Regions from separate parts of the Homo sapiens genome. Here region 2 is linked to region 1. The links are chromatin loops, found by intact Hi-C in ENCODE. Cell type or tissue: B cell. All regions are shown on one strand.

Region 1 (8,000 bases):
GTGCTCTTTGTTTCTCTAACTGTACTCCCTCCTTGAGTAATTTTATTCTGTCTCATGGTTTGAATTCCAAGAAATCTAATTCAAATCTATCCAAAAATTCTAAAATCTAATTGAAATCTATCTAAACCTTTCCTTTTAACCACAGATTTATATATTTTGCTCACTGGGCATGTAAAAAGACATCTCAAACACAAATGGCCAAAACTCAAACACAAATGGCCAAAACTGAACCATGTCTTTGTATACATTCTTAATTCTTACCAAAATTATTCCTCCCAAAGTATTCTCCATCTCAGTGAGTATTTCCATTACCTGTTTAGTTTCATATGCCTATGGATCACCCTCAATTTATTTCTGCTTTGAAGATACCCCATTCAATTAATCTTTGCCATTACTTTGCTTTATTTCCTTCTATTTTGATTGAATCTAATAAACTCTACACATTCTTACCACCTCTACTGCCACTACCATAATTCACATCTCCATCACTTATTTTTATTGTGTACAAGCTCATTATTAGTGTCACTGCTTCTATACCTAACATCATAATTCAGTTTTCACATACTTTCTTTTTTTGTTGTTTCTTTGAGACAGGGTCTCACTCTGTCACCCTGGCTAGAGTGCTGTGGTGTGATCACAGCTCACTGCAACCTCTTTGGGGCTCCAGCAATCCTCCTACTTCAGCCTCCCAAGTAGCTAAGACTTCAGGTGTGCACCACCTGAAGTCTATTTTTGTATTTTTTTAAAATACAAAAGTTTAAAATACAAAAATTTTTAATTTTTGTATTTTTTTGTAGAGATGGGGCTTTGCTATGTTGCCCAGGTTGGTCTTTAACTCCTGGGCTAAGCAATCTACCTGCTTTGGCCTCTCAAAATGTTGAGATTAATAGGCATGAGCCACCATGCCCAGCCTCCACATACTCTCTGAATGAACTATCTTGGAATAAGGGTTTAAAAAATTGATGATATCTCACACTGACTGTATCCTTTCAATGGGCTCCACATTGGAAGTAGAAAAATCTAGATTATTTTGTGTAACTAATAGAGCCTTATATGGTTTGTCTGCTGCATAACTGACCTCATCTTCTATTATTTTTCTGTTTCAATGTATTACAGCTACTTTGACATTAATGTTGTGCCTTAAATAAGGAAGCCTTTTCTTGCCCCAGAGTCTTGGCATTTCCTGTTGCCTTGGCCTAGAACACTCTGCTTACTGATTTTTATGGTTGATTTCTTATTTCTTATTGTTACTCAGGTATTATTTCAAATATTGAATATGCAGTTCAGTAATAGAGTATTGAGAGGAAAGGAGCCAAAAAATTTTTCTGAAGTGCTGTACAGGTCCATATCTTGATCTACATAGTGAACATGCCAAAAAAAATGATGCAGTGATGCCTTGATTCATAATTTTTATGCACTTTTCTGTTTATTAAACATTTTAAAGTCCAGGTGTGGTGGCTCATGCCTGTAATCTCAGCACTTTGGGAGGCTGAAGTGGGCAGATCACCTGAGATCAGGAGTTCCAGCCCAGCCTGGCAAACATGGCAAAATCCCATCTCTACTAAAAATACAAAAATTAGCTGGGTGTGGTGGCACATGCCTGTAATCCCAGCTACTTGGGAGGCTGAGGCAGTAGAACTGCTTGAAACCAGGAGGTGGAGGTTGCAGTGAGCCGAGATCATGCCATTGCACTCCAGCCTGGGTGACAAGAATGAAACCCCATCTCAAAAAAAAAAAAAAATAAGATTTTTATATTAAACTCTTCAGAGTCCTCCCATGATTATTTATTTAAACAATCTGCCCAAGCAGATCCTATTACTCAGCTTTATTTCCTTTACAGAGGTTAACACTACTAGAAATAACTATATATTTAAATATACACATGTTTATTATGTCCTCCCAAGCTAGAATGTAAGATATTCAGGACATGCGTTTTGCTTGTCTTTTTCACCATTATATCTCTAAGAACTTGAACAGTACCTGGGACAGAGAAGGAACAAAATAATGTTTGCTTGAATAAGTTAAGGGAGAAGTTTAGCATATTTTATTAATTTTTTCACTATACAATGTACAGATAACTTACAGGGAAGGACATAGCCACCTTGGTTAAGCTCTTAATAACTGTGTCACAATTCATTATTTCCTTATGTTTCCTGAAGAAGAAAAAAATGTTGCATGATACATGCAAGGAAATTGGCATAATATCTCTTTATTAGAAATTTCTTCTCTCTCTTTTTGTTCCACCAATTGAAATTCTATTTATTTTCTTCTAATAGTTTTCTTTCAGAAGCCTTTCATAAATTTCACCTGTCTCAAATAGATATTATCTCAATCTTTTCAAAATTCGTGTAAACATTATTTTTCCATCTTGCCTATATTAAACATATTTGAGTCCTGAATACTTCCATTTAACTAAAAACTTCTTGAGAGGAGAAAATGTCCATATTTATCTTTCACTTCTGTAGTTTTTCATAGTGGTATGTACATATTATGCCTTTAATGAATATTTTAATTGGATTTATTCAAAATTCCAGGCAGGCTGTTAAGAGGCAAGGCTATGATTAGGAGACAGCAAATAGATTAGTATGAAGAGAGAACCTAATTAGGTAAAGAGGTTATCAAAGCAAAGTCTTCTTGACTTACTTTCCTGTCTGTTGTCTCAACTATTCTAATGAATTTCCCAGGTCAGAACTTATTAAAACCATAAGTTTGATTATGATTACGACCCTACTGCTTAAAATGCTCCAATGGATAAACTGCCTTCTGAATAAAACAGAGGTTTCTTTAAAAAGTTTTGTTTAAGATATATCATTTTATGGGATACATAAATATTGTAAAGAGGTTACTGCATTGAAGCAAATTCACCTATCCATTGTTTCACAATTACTCATTTTTAATTAACTAATTAATTAATTAATTTTTTTTTTTTGAGACAAAATCTTGCTCTGTCGCCCAGGCTGGAGTGCAGTGGCACAATCACTGCTCACTGTAACCACTGCCTTCTAGGTTCAAGAGATTCTCCTGCCTCAGACTCCCAAGTAGCTGGAATCACAGGCACCCGCCATCACATCTGGCTAATTTTTGTATTTTTGTAGAGATGGGATTTCTGGTCTTAGCCAGGCTGGTCTCCAACTCTTAACCTCAAGTGATCCACTCGCCTTGGCCTCCCACAGTGCTGGGATTACAGGTATGAGCCACTGTGCCCGGCCAATTACTCACGTTTAAAATTTGTGTGGCAAGAGTAGCTAAAATCTACTAATTTAGCCGGAATCTCATATGAAGTACAACTTATTACACATAATCATAATGTACATTATACCTCTAGACTTATTGGTCCTTCATATCTGCTACTTTGTATCCTCAGACCTATACTTCCCCATGTCTTTTCCCCACTGCCCCACGCCTGGTAATCACTGGTTTGGTCTTTTTCTTTGTACATTTGAATTTCTTTTTGTTGTTTTAGATTTTATATATAAGTAAAATCATGCAATAGTTTTCCTTCTGTGCCTGGCTTGTTTCACTTTGCATAATATTTTCCAGGCTCATTCATGTTGTGGCAAAGGGCACTATCTCATTCTTTTTAGGGATGAGTAATGTTCCATTATATATATGTACCATTTTCCTTTATCTATTCATTCATTGACACTTAGATTTTTTCCACATCTTGACAATTGTGAATAATGCTGCAGTGACCGTGGAAGTGCAGGTATCTTTATGATGTGGTGATTTTATTTCCACTGGGTATATGTACAGAAGAAAGATTGCTGGGTCATATGGTAGTTTTATTTTTAATTTATTTAGAAACCTCCACATTGTTTTCATGATGACTGTACCAGTCTACATTCTTACCAACAGCATAAAATAGCTCCCTTTTCTCCACACTCTCATCAACATCTGTTATCTTTTGACTTTTTTATAATTATTTTAATGTATCACATAGTGGATTTGATTTACATTTTTCTGAGGATTAGTAATGTTGAGTACCTTTTCATATACCTGTTTGCCATTTTATTATATATTTCTGCTATGGAGAAATGTCTATTTAGGTTTTTTGCCCATTTTTTAGTAGAGTTATTTGGTTTTCCACTCTTGAGTTGTAGGAGCTCTTTATAAATTTTGAATATTAATCCCTTATCAGCTTTGTAGTTTGCAAATATTTTTTCTTAATCTGCAGGCTGCCATTTTATTTGTAGATTATTTCCTTTGCTTTTGCAGAAGATTTTATGTTTGATGTAATTTTTTTTTATGTATTTACTTTTGCTTTTCTAGCCTGAGCTTTGGCAGTGATATCCAAAAAACCCATTGCCAAAGCCAATATCAAGGAGTTTTTCCCCTATGTTGTCTTTCAGGAGTTTTATAGTTTCTGGCCTTATATCTTTTATCCATTTTGAGTTTATTGTTGTGTATGGTGTAAGGTAAAAGTCCATTTTATCCTTTTGTATGTTGAAATCTAGTTTTCCCAATACAATTTATTGAAGAGACTATCCTTTCCCCATTGTGTGCTTTTGGCATCTTTTACAAAAAGCAGTTGACCATCAATGTGTGGATTTATTTTTTGGCTCTCTATTCCGTTCCAGTGCTCTATATGTCTGTTTTTATGCTAGCACCGTACTTTTTTGATTACTATAACTTTGTAATAGATTTTTAAATCAGAATATGTGGTGCTATCAACTTCATTTTTCTTTCTCAGAATGGTTTTGGCTATCCAGGGTCTTTTATCATTCTGTATAAATTTTAGGATTGATTTTTCTATTTCTGTGAAACATGCTATTGGGATATGGGTAGGGATTGTGTGTATTAAATTTGTAAATACACTTGGGTAGTATGGATTTTCAATAATATTAAATTCTGCATATTCATGAGCATGGAATATCTTTCCATTTATTTGTGTCTTCTTCAATTTTGTTCATAAATGTTTTATAGTTTATTTTTTAATAAACCTTTCACTTTCTGGGTTATATTCATTCCTAGGTATTTTTTATGTTATCATAAATGGAATTGTTTTCTTGATTTCTTTTTCAGTTAGGCTGTTGTGTATAAAAATACTACTAATTTTATATGTTGATTTGAGTATTGCAACTTTACTGAATTCATTTATTTGTTCTAACAGTTTTTTGTGTAGTATTCAGGGAATTTTACATATAGGATCATGCCATTATTCAAAGCAAGATAATTTTATGTCTTCCTTTCAAATTTGGATGCCTTTATTTCTTTTTCTTGTCTGATCATTCTTACTAGTACTTCTAGTACTATTCTGAATAAAAGTGGCAGGAGTGACATCCTTGCCTTGTACTGGATCATAGTGGAAAAAGTTTCACTGTTCCTCCCTTAATAATAATGTGGGCTGTGTTAATAAATTACTTTAATTTTATTGAGAAACATTCTTTCTATATTTAAACTGCTGAGAGCTTTTATCAAGAAAAAATGTTGGAGTTTGTCAAATGCTTTTTCCACATCAATTGCGAAGATCATGTGTTTTTTCTTTCATTCTGTTAATGTGATGTATCACATTGATTGACTTGTATATGTTACACTAGCCTTGCATGCCAGAAATAATTTCACTTGGTCATCATCTATAATGTTTTTGACATGTTGATGGGTTTATTTGTTAACAATTTACTGAAGATTTTTGAATCAATGTTTATTTGTGAAATTGGTCTCTAGTTTTTTCCTGTGATGTCTCTGGCATAGGTGTCAAGATGATGATGGCCTACTAAAATGTGTTTGAAAGTGTTTCCTCTGGCTCTCTTTTCAAAAGAGTTTAAGAAGTTTTGGTATTAATTATTTTTTTAATGTTTGGTAGAATTCAGCTGTGAAGGCATCTGGTCCTAGGCTTTTCTTTATTGGGAGACTTTCTCACTACTTCTTCAATCTATTTGTTATTGGTCTATCTAGTCTTTATATGTCTTCCTGACTCAATGTTGGTAGGTTATATTTTTCTAGGAATTTATCTCTATAGGTTATCCAATTTGGTGGCATATAATTATTCATAATTATCCCATATGATCCTTTTTATTTCTGAAGTATCCATTGCAATTTCCTCACTTTTATTTTTGATTTTATTTATTTGAGTCTTCTCTTTTTCTCTTGATTAGACTAAGGGCTTGTCAATTTTTTTTATTATTTTCAAAAAGCTAAGTCTTCACTTTATTAATTCCTTCTGTGGTTTGTTTTGTTCTTTATTTTTGTTCTAATTTTTTTTCTGCTGCCAAATTTGGGTTTAGTTTGTGGTTTTTTTAGTTCCTTCAGGCATAATGTTAGACTATTTACTAGAGATCTTTATTCTTTTTTCATGTTGGCACATAGGTCAATAAAATTCCTTCTTAGAATTGCTTTTGCTTTAAGCCATAGGTTTTGGTATGTTGTGTTTTCATTTACATTTGTCTCATAATATTTCTTTATTTTCTTTCTGATTTCTCCCTTGGATCGTTTGTTGTTCAGGAGCATGTTGTTCAATTTCCACATGTTTGTGAGTTTTCCAAGATTCTTTGTTTTATTGATTTTCAGTTTCATATCGTTTTGGTATGAAATGATACTAAATACGATTTCAATATTCTTAACATTTTTAAGACATGTTTTATGGCCTAACATATGGTCTATCCTGGAGAATGTTCCACGTGTGCCAAAAAAAAAAGTGTATTCTGCTGCTCTTAAATAAAACATTATATATATGTCTGTTAGGTCCGTTTGATCAAAAGTGTAATTCAAGTTCAATATTTTCTTATTAATTTTTTTCTGACTGACCTATTCATTGATAAAAGTGAAATAGTGAAGTTCCCTACTATTATTATATTGCTATCTATTCCTTCCTTTATATCCTTTAGTATTTGCTTTATGCATTTAGGTGCTCGAAGATTGGGTGCGTATATATTTACAATGGTTGTGTTCTCTTGGTGAGTTATCCCTTTATTATTAAATAATGATCTTCTTTGTCTTCTGCAACATCTGTTGACTTGAAATCTGTTTTATCAGTTATAAGTGTAGCCACTCCTGATCTTTTTTGGTAATTATTTGCATGGAATATCTTCTTTCATTCTTTCACTTGCAGCCATATCTGTCCTTAAAGCTTAAGTGGACTCTTATAGGGAGCCTATAGTTGGATCCTATAATTTAATGCATTCAGCCACTGTCTTTTCATTGAAAAATTTAACCCATTTACCTTCAAGATCCTTATTGACAGGTTTCTGGTTTTGTTATACCAGTATTGTGCCTTTCTTCCTCTCTTGTTGTCTATCTTTGTGATTTGATTATTTCCATAGTGCTAAGCTTCGATACCTTTTACTTTATTGTTTTTATGTCTGCTGTACATTTTTGTTTTGTGATTACCAGAAGGTTTACATAAAACCTCTTACAGTTATATACTATTTTAAGCTAATAACACCTTAACTTCCATTAAATACAAAAATCTAGACTTTTACTCTCCCCACGTGATATATATTTGATGTCACAATTTGCATCTTTTATATTGTGTATTCCTTAATAATTTATTGTAGCTTTAATTATTTTTGTAAGTTTTGACTTTTAGCCTTCATACCAGATATGTATATGATTTGGAAACCAACATTAAGATATTGGAGTATTCTGGGCCGGGCGTGGTGGCTCACACCTGTAATCCCAGCACTTTGGGAGGCCGAGGCAGGTGGATCACGAGGTCAGGAGATTGAGACCATCCTGGCTAACACAGTGAAACCCCGTCTCTACTAAAAATACCAAAAAATTAGCCAGGTGTGGTGGTGGGGCCTGTAGTCCCAGCTACTTGGGAGGCTGAGGCAGGAGAATGGCATGAACCTGGGAGGTGGAGCTTGCAGTGAGCCAAGATTGTGCCACTGCACTCCAGCCTGGGTGACAGAGCGAGACCCCATCTCAAAAAAAAAAAAAAACAAAACAAAAAAACAGATATTGAAGTATTCTGGATTTGACTGTGTATTTACTCTATCAGTGAGTTTTATATTTTTATATGCATTTGTGGTAGTAACTAACATCCTTTTATTTCTGCTCAA
Region 2 (8,000 bases), 170 kb before region 1:
GGGAAGGCAGATGCTTGGGTGACATTGCAGGGTGTGTTTCCTCTAAGTGGTGACTCAGAGATGCAGTTCTTGATGCCGTATCACCTTTAAATGACCTTTCAGATTGCTGCAAAAATAGAAGACAGAGTAAAAAGTTTTGTGTGTGAGATTTTCATAAACCATATCTGGAAGTGGCATATATTGCTTCTACTGGCCAGAAGTGAGTTACAGAGCCCCATCTAAATGCAAGGAGTTCGAAAAATGTTTAGTTCTGTTCCTTGGCACAGAAGAGAAAAATAATAGTCTCTGAAATACCCAATATAGAGTAACAGCATAGCAATTGCTTGACTTATATATACCTAACTGAGATGATGTGGAAAATATAGAGAAGAAAAGTGTGTTTTATCACTCTCAGTAAAAGAATTTATAATATAATTAGGGAACAGACACCTGTGAAACAATGTGTGAACAAAGCAATACAGTATATGCCAGTGCATCATTGCACTGACTGACATAGTTAAATGTCAAGTGGTACAGTACAAACCACTAGAGGCAGGACAGTATCCAATTATGTGTTATTATTGTTTTATAATACACCATTACTAAATGAAATAGAAATTTGACTTGAGAGATTTTTCTGGATAGATGTTGTTGGAAAAGTCTTCTGAAGAAGCAGGAACTTGAGGTGAGCCTTGAGGAATAGCTCAGTCATAGATGTTAGTGGGGTTGGTTGAATGAGCTAGAACAGGAGATATGGGTGGGATAGAATTGACAAAAGCCTTGATATGTCAATCTGGTGACCTGTGTTGGTTTATAGGATTAGTATTAGAAATAATAGAAAATAAATCTAAACAGGCCAAGATGGGTTGAGAGGGCATTAGAAATTGAGAGGCTTTCAATCAGAAAGAAATGTTGAAACTCAGTGCAAGAGGCTACAATGAGCCATTATAAATTTATAAGCACATTTACAAGACTGACCTAATGAGAAGATAAATTTAGCAGTGGAGTTCTGTATAGTGTGCCAGTGATACAGATTTGATCGGCAGATTGTGGTGAGTGGAGAGCTTTAGAAGTCATCATTCAAAGATGAGATTTGATGAGGAATAACCTTCTTAATGATTTTGTTGGATACACAGACTAATTGGCCTGTGGATTTTTTTTCCTCCCAAGGGTGCACTGACTTTGGACACCAGAAAGTATCACCATGTACCTTTTTCAACTGTATTAGTTATCTATTGCTTTGTAACAACCCCAAACTTAAAGATTAGAACAAATGTAATTATCTCAAGCTGTTTTTGATATCTATAGCCATGCTTAAATTTTTGTGTTAAGAATTTGAAAGCAGTTTAGCTGGGTGTTTGTACCTTTGTTTCTCTCCTGGTGTTGGATTCAAGCTGTTGGCTATGACTGCACCCATCTGGGAACTTAATTTGGGCTAGAGGATTGGATTAAAAGATGGCTTGCTCACATGGCTGCTGGTTGGAGGCCTCAGTTTCTCAACACAGAAACCTCTTCACAGGGTTTCTTGAGTGTCCTCATGACATGGCAGCCGTCTTCTTCCAAAACAAGTGAAAACAAACAAGAAGTGTTCTTCCAGAACAAGAGAAAAGTGTTTGGTAGGTCCCTCCTCCCTCTTTTCTCTCCTGCTGCCATGTAAGATGCGCCTTGCTTCTTCCAGAAAAGCAAAAACAATAAAAGAAGCCACAATGCCTTCTATTATGACATAGTCTTAGAAGTCATGCATCATTATGTCTGCCATAGATTATTTCTTAGGAACAAGTCATTAAGTGTAGCTCATGCCCAAGTGGAGTGAGACTGAGTTTCTACCTTTTCAAGAAAGGAGTATCAAATAATTTATGGACATATTTTAAAACTACCACGGCAAGTTTGTCTTTGTCTATATCTGAAGGGATCTACTGCAAAATTATTTTCCATTTGGATTATTACTAATTCCAAGTCAAAAGTTTGGATATTTTCTTTCTTTCTTTTCTTCCTTCTCTCTCTCTCTCCTACTTTCCATCCTTCTTTCCTTTGAAATGAGAATTTACATAAATTTGCTTATAAAAGGAAAAGCATTTTGAATACCATTTAATTTTACATTTTATTTTCTTCTAGCCTTCTGAAGCCTTTTTTCTATAATACCCTCAGACGCTTCATAGAATACTTTCCTTCATTTCTTGTGTTAAATGAAACCCAAGTCTCTTTTGAGGACGACATTCTTTTCCGGTAATACTCTTGAGTAGAGGCTACTCCTTCTTCTCTGTCTCATTCATCTAAAAGCCCAAAGTTAGAAACACCACCTTTCCAGCTTCCTATACCATGTATAAATCACTACTCTTTCACTTTTCCAATAAATTTTTTTCTTTTAAAGTCATGTCATTAGGCTATGCCACCTTCTTTCCTGAAGCTGGAAATATTCTTCACCACTTCATCACTTGTACCATTGTCTTCTTCCCTAACCACCAGGAGACTTTAGGATCCTTGTCTTACAGCATGTAAGCCTTGTGATGTTTTAACTTCATAAGCCCAGGCCACCTCCCCTCTACTCTTCACCAGCTTTTTAAATCTATAGCCACACAAAAAATTGTTTCATTTCTGAACTCTTGAAGAGTAGTAAGCACTCTGTTTTTTCTTTTTCCCAGAATTCTCACTCTCATTATCCTGCTCTGAACATAGACTGATTTATGGAGCAAAAGTCCTTTAAAATGTCATTCTCCTTTACTCTATACCATTTCACTTTTAACTCGTATTCTTTCTCTAGCCGGCATCAAATCAAACTCCATCATTGTAGTGTTTCTTGACCTCTTCACCTTGTCCTGCTTTCTTTCCACTTATTCCACTTCTTAAAGTCTGAATCAATCCAGCTCCCCACTGTTACTGATTTGCGGATGAAGGATCCCAGATAAAACCATTTTTCTGAGATAAATATAGATCTATGGACCTCAACTTCATCTTAGAAACACCATAATATGGCTGCGTTAGTTATTTATTGTTGTGTAGTGAATTACTACAAACTTTGTAATGAATTACTACAAACTTAATCACTAAAAACAGTACCCACGTATTATCTCATAGTTCTGGTCATTAGAAGTTCAGGCTGGCTTGGTTGAGTTCTCTGCTTAGAGTCTCATAAAGCCCAACCTGGTTTCTGAACTAAAGGCTTTGAGAAAAAAAAATGCTTCCAAGTTTATTCAAATTGTTCGAAGAAGCCTGCTGGTGGCAGTTATAGGACTGAAACCTCACTTTCTTGCTGGCTATTTGCTTGAAGTGACTCAGCTTTTAGAGATCACCTGCATTTCTCTTCATGTGGCCCCTTTCATCTGCACAGTCAGTAATGACATGCTGAAACTTTCTCATGCTTTCAGATATCTGTGACTTCCTCTTCTGCCACCAGCTCAGAAAACTCTCTAGTTTTCAAAGGCTCATCTCATTAAACCAGGCCCATTCAAATAATCTCCATATCTTAAGGTTAACTGACTTGGACTTTAATTATATCTGCAAAATCCCTTCACGGTAGTACCAAGATTCATATTTGATTTTATAACCAGAGCAAAGAGATCATAAGGAAGCTATATCTGGAATTCTGCTTGCCACAGTGGCTCTAGTTAGCTCCATCACTCATGCACCCAGACAGCTTTTTCAACCTTCGCAATAACCCTATTCCACACATGCCCTTACTCATTGTTAAACTAAGTCTTCACCTATCCTTTTTCTGCATGGAGGAAAATAAAAACAATTAGGTGAGAAAATATCCGTTAAAATTCTGGGCCTATATCTGGTCCTGGAAAAAATTCATGAATTATTTCCTCAGCATTCAATATATCCTGACCCTCTAGCAACCAAAGTTTTAACCCTTTACTTTCTCAATGAGTTCTAACACCCTATCTGCTAAGCCGTCTCTCAGATAAATATCCTCTTTCTCATGCTGTTCCTTTCACTAGTGGTTTTTTTTTCTGTTTTTTAAATAATTTCAACTTTTGTTTTAAATTCAAATGGTACATTTGCAGGTTTGTTACCTGGGTATATTGCATGATACTGAGGTTTGGGGTACAGTTAATTCTGTCAACCAGGTAGTAAAACAGTACCCGACAGTTTTTCAGCCATTGCTCCCCTCCCTTTCTCCCCACTCTAGTAGTCTCCATTATCTATTTTTCTTATATTTATGTCCATGTGTACCCAATACTTAGCTCTCATTTATAAGTGAGAACATGCGGTGTTTGGTTTTCTGGTCCCGTGTTAATTTGCTTTGGATAAAGGCCTCTAGCTGCATACATGTTGCTGAAAATAACACAATTTCATTCTTTTTAAGTGGCTGTATAGAATTGCATGGTATATATGTACCATACTTTCTTAATCCAATCCACCATTGATGGACATCTAGTTGATTCCATGTATTTGCTACTGTGGATAATTCTGCAATGAGCATACAAATGCATGTACTTTTTGGGTAGAAAGATTTATTTTCCTTTGGGTATATACCCAGTAATGGGATTGCTAGGCCAAATGGTAGTTGTGTTTTGAGTTCTTTGAGAAATCTCCAAACTGCCTGCCAAAGTGACTGAATTAATTTCCATTTCTGCCAAGAGTGTATAAGGATCTCTTTTTCAATGTAGCCTCACCAGCATCTGTTATTTTTTGACTTTTTAATAATAACAACTCTGGTGTGAGATGGTACCTCATTGTGGTTTTGATTTGCATTTATTTGATGATTAGTAATGCTGAGCATTTTTCATGTTTGTTGGCTGCAGGTATGTCATCTTTTGAGAAGCATCTGTTCATATCCTTTGCCTACCTTTTAATGGGGTTGTGTTTTGCTTGTTGAATTGCTTAAGTTTTTTTATAGATTCAGGACATTAGACCTTCATTAGATGTATAGTTTGAAGATATTTTCTGCCATTCTGTAGGCTGTTTACTCTGCTGATAGTTTCTTTTGGAGTAGACAGACTGTGGCCCTATCTTCACTGTTCCTCACCTGGCAGGGCCTGCCAGCTTCAGCCCTCAGCACTTTTTTCTTCGTTTCCTTTCAGCATATAAATATATACTAGTTACTCTAATATTAAAAAAAAGATGAAAAAAACATTTTTATTCCTTCATCTTTCTCTATCTATTGCTTCTTTTCACTCTTTTTGGTTGATACTTGGATATTTTTGTCTACATTCTCTGTATCAGTGTCTACAGTATTTCACAACTAAGTTATTACTGAATCTATTTTAATTTCATTGCTCTACAGATTATGTCTTCCCCCCAGAACATTACTGAAACAGCTCTTTATAAGGCTACTAATGCCCTTTCAGTATTACATCTAATGGCTACTTTTCAATACTTTCCATAAAACTTTTTACGGCATTTGAAAATATTGATTGTATTTTCTTTCTGAAGTGCTTTTTTCTCTAGTTTCCAAAATAGTTTGCTACTGACTTTTCACCTTCCACTCTGCAGAGGCATCAAGCAAAACAAATAATGTAGGATGGGATACAATATGAGAAATTAGAGATAAATGTCTCCAAGTGAATGCACTCATAGAATTTCACTATTTTTGGTTTACCCTGATGTAAAATTTTGAATGCTTATAACATCAAAGATCAAATTAAACATATTTTACATTTAACAAAGCTAATTTCCTAAATTGTCATGTTTTTGTTTTATCAAATTTTAGACCTTATTTTTTCTATGGCTTCTAGATATTAAATCATGACAATGCTACAGTTTTGGGAATGTGATACCATGCAAAGCATATTATGTTTGGGTGACAGGGAGTGATTCCTAGGAACCTGTCTCCAAATCTTTGTTATTGTGTCTCTGATCATTCTTACTTGGTTTTTATTCACGGACTTTTAAGCCTTCTCTTCTTTTTAATGTTGTTCCTCACTGTGCTTTCTTGTGCAAGTCTTTTTACTTAACACAATTTTGTTAGATGATGTCATTCACTTCCCCGGTTTTAACTACCCATTATTGGTCAGCTCCAGCTTCCATAACACAATACCATAGATTGAGTGGCTTAAACAACAGATATTTACTTTTCACAGTTACAGAGGCTGGGCAGTCCAAGATCAAGAAATCAGCAGGGTTGGGTTCTGGTGAGGACTCTTCCTGGCTTGCAGACTGTTGACTTCTTGTGTCCTTAAGAACACAGACAGAGCAAGCTCTGTGGTGTCTCTTCTTATAAGGGCATTAATCCTATCATAAGGCCCCACCCTCAGGACCTCATCTAAACCTCATTACCTCCCAAAGGTTCCACCTCCAAATACTATTACAATGGGGGCCAGGGCTTCAACATATAAATTTTGGCTAGGGATGGTACCAACATTTAGCTGATAATATACTTCTATATCATTTAAATTTCCAATATCTTTATCTCTTTCCTTAGCTCAAATCTCCATAATTCATACTTATACTAGACACATTCATACAAATACCCTATACATGACTCCAAATTCCACGTCCTTGAAATTGAGTATTATCTCCTGTTGATGCTGCGGCCTCTCTCAGTGAATGGCTTTGCTATCTATGTAGTTTTCAAAACCCGGAAGACATTCTTGCTCCTTCTTTGCCTCATCACCCACATCACATCATTTGCCAACTCCTATTATTCTTACCCTTAAATAGCACTCAGATTTTTCTCTTCTCTGTTTTCACTGCCCCTGAATTGATTTGGACCTTCACTATTTCTGGCCCTGATTACTATAACTTGTCATCACTGGTTCTATCTCCAGGGCTCTCTAATCAAGTCTCCTCTTGGCCCTTAAAAGGCTGTTTCTAAAATGCAATTCTTTTCCTGTTAATCATTTCATTAAAAATACTCAGTGTTTCTTCACTGGCTTTAAGAGTAAACCCTAAATGTGTAGCCAGCATCTGTAGGCCACCTTGATCTGGCCCTGGCTACCATCCAGTCTCATTCCTCACCAAATTCTTCCTCAGGAATATTCCCCACATAGTTTTAATGGCTTGAAACAGACATAGTCTCTCACACTTGTGCACTTTTTCACAGTGTTCCTTTGGAAGCTAAATTTTACCCTCTCTATAAGACACCACAGCATTTGATAGCATTTGAAGTCTACATCTTCAAGCATTTTCTTTCTTTACTTTTTGAGACACCACGCTTTATTTTCTTCTTGGTACCTAGCACGACTTAACTTTAGATGACATATTTATAGTTTTATTTGTTTATTGACGACCTCTACCACCATAATTTTTGATCCATGAAAGCAGGAACTTTGAGTTGTTCACCACTCTAAGCTTAGTGCCTAGTATAACACCTATAACATAGGTGACATGCAACTATTTGTTGAATAAATTAATTGGTAACTTGGCAATAAATTAGATGGCAACTTGGCTCTGCCACTTGAGAGCATGTGCTTTCGAATAAAATATTTGACAGCTTTGTGTTTAAGAACTTAATTATAAAATGGCATACAATAACTATTGCATCTACTTCATGGCACTGTTGTAAGTGGTGTATGAATTATGTGAGTTAATACATATAAAGTGCACATATTAATGCTCAATAAAGGTTAGCAACCATGACCTTTGCAATGTCTTCTGTGACTCTGTTCACATCCTCCTACTTTTCTTTCCCCAGACATATAAGGCACATAGATAAGAATGCAAGGAGAAGGGGAATGAGTTGGATAAATCTGTGTATCTCTGGAAGCCACCTCACATTGTTAAGCTGAGAACTGGAGAAGAGTTTCAGAACACTTCAGACACTCAACAGCTTCTAACTAGAAATAATACCGTTTGACCCAGTCATCCCATTACTGGGTATATACCCAAAGGATTATAAATCATGCTGCTATAAAGACACATGCACACGTATGTTTATTGCGGCACTATTCACAATAGCAAAGACTTGGAGCCAGCCCAAATGTCCAACAATGATAGACTGGATTAAGAAAATGTGGCACATATACACCATGGAATACTATGCAGCCATAAAAAATGATAAGTTCACGCCCTTTGTAGGGACGTAGATGAAGCTGGAAACCCTCATTCTCAGCAAACTATCACAAGGACAGAAAACC

The links. Hi-C counts contacts between places; a loop is a spot of excess contacts. Peaks named below come from ENCODE experiments on the same cell type or tissue, not always from the same donor. Only the 100,000 strongest peaks of a DNase experiment are listed, where the experiment ranks them.
Region 2: a loop joins it to region 1, with 2.0 times the contacts of the local background. A loop is called at or near these places in 1 of 110 quality-filtered maps.

The regions. Positions count from the first base shown.
Region 1 is chr3:106,470,574-106,478,573 of GRCh38, forward strand. All of the region lies in intron 5 of LOC101929485 (a long non-coding RNA gene), which reads right to left. Among named protein-coding and RNA genes, the nearest start is that of CBLB, 610 kb to the left of the region's middle. In B cell, no CTCF peak of the experiment used is centred here; no DNase peak of the experiment used is centred here.
Region 2 is chr3:106,299,419-106,307,418 of GRCh38, forward strand. LOC107986112 (a long non-coding RNA gene) reads right to left here and starts at 4,853. Exons shown (of 3, transcript XR_001740840.1): 1 at 4,772-4,853; 2 at 1,344-1,647; 3 at 1-106. In B cell, no CTCF peak of the experiment used is centred here; a DNase peak (open chromatin) is centred at 3,303.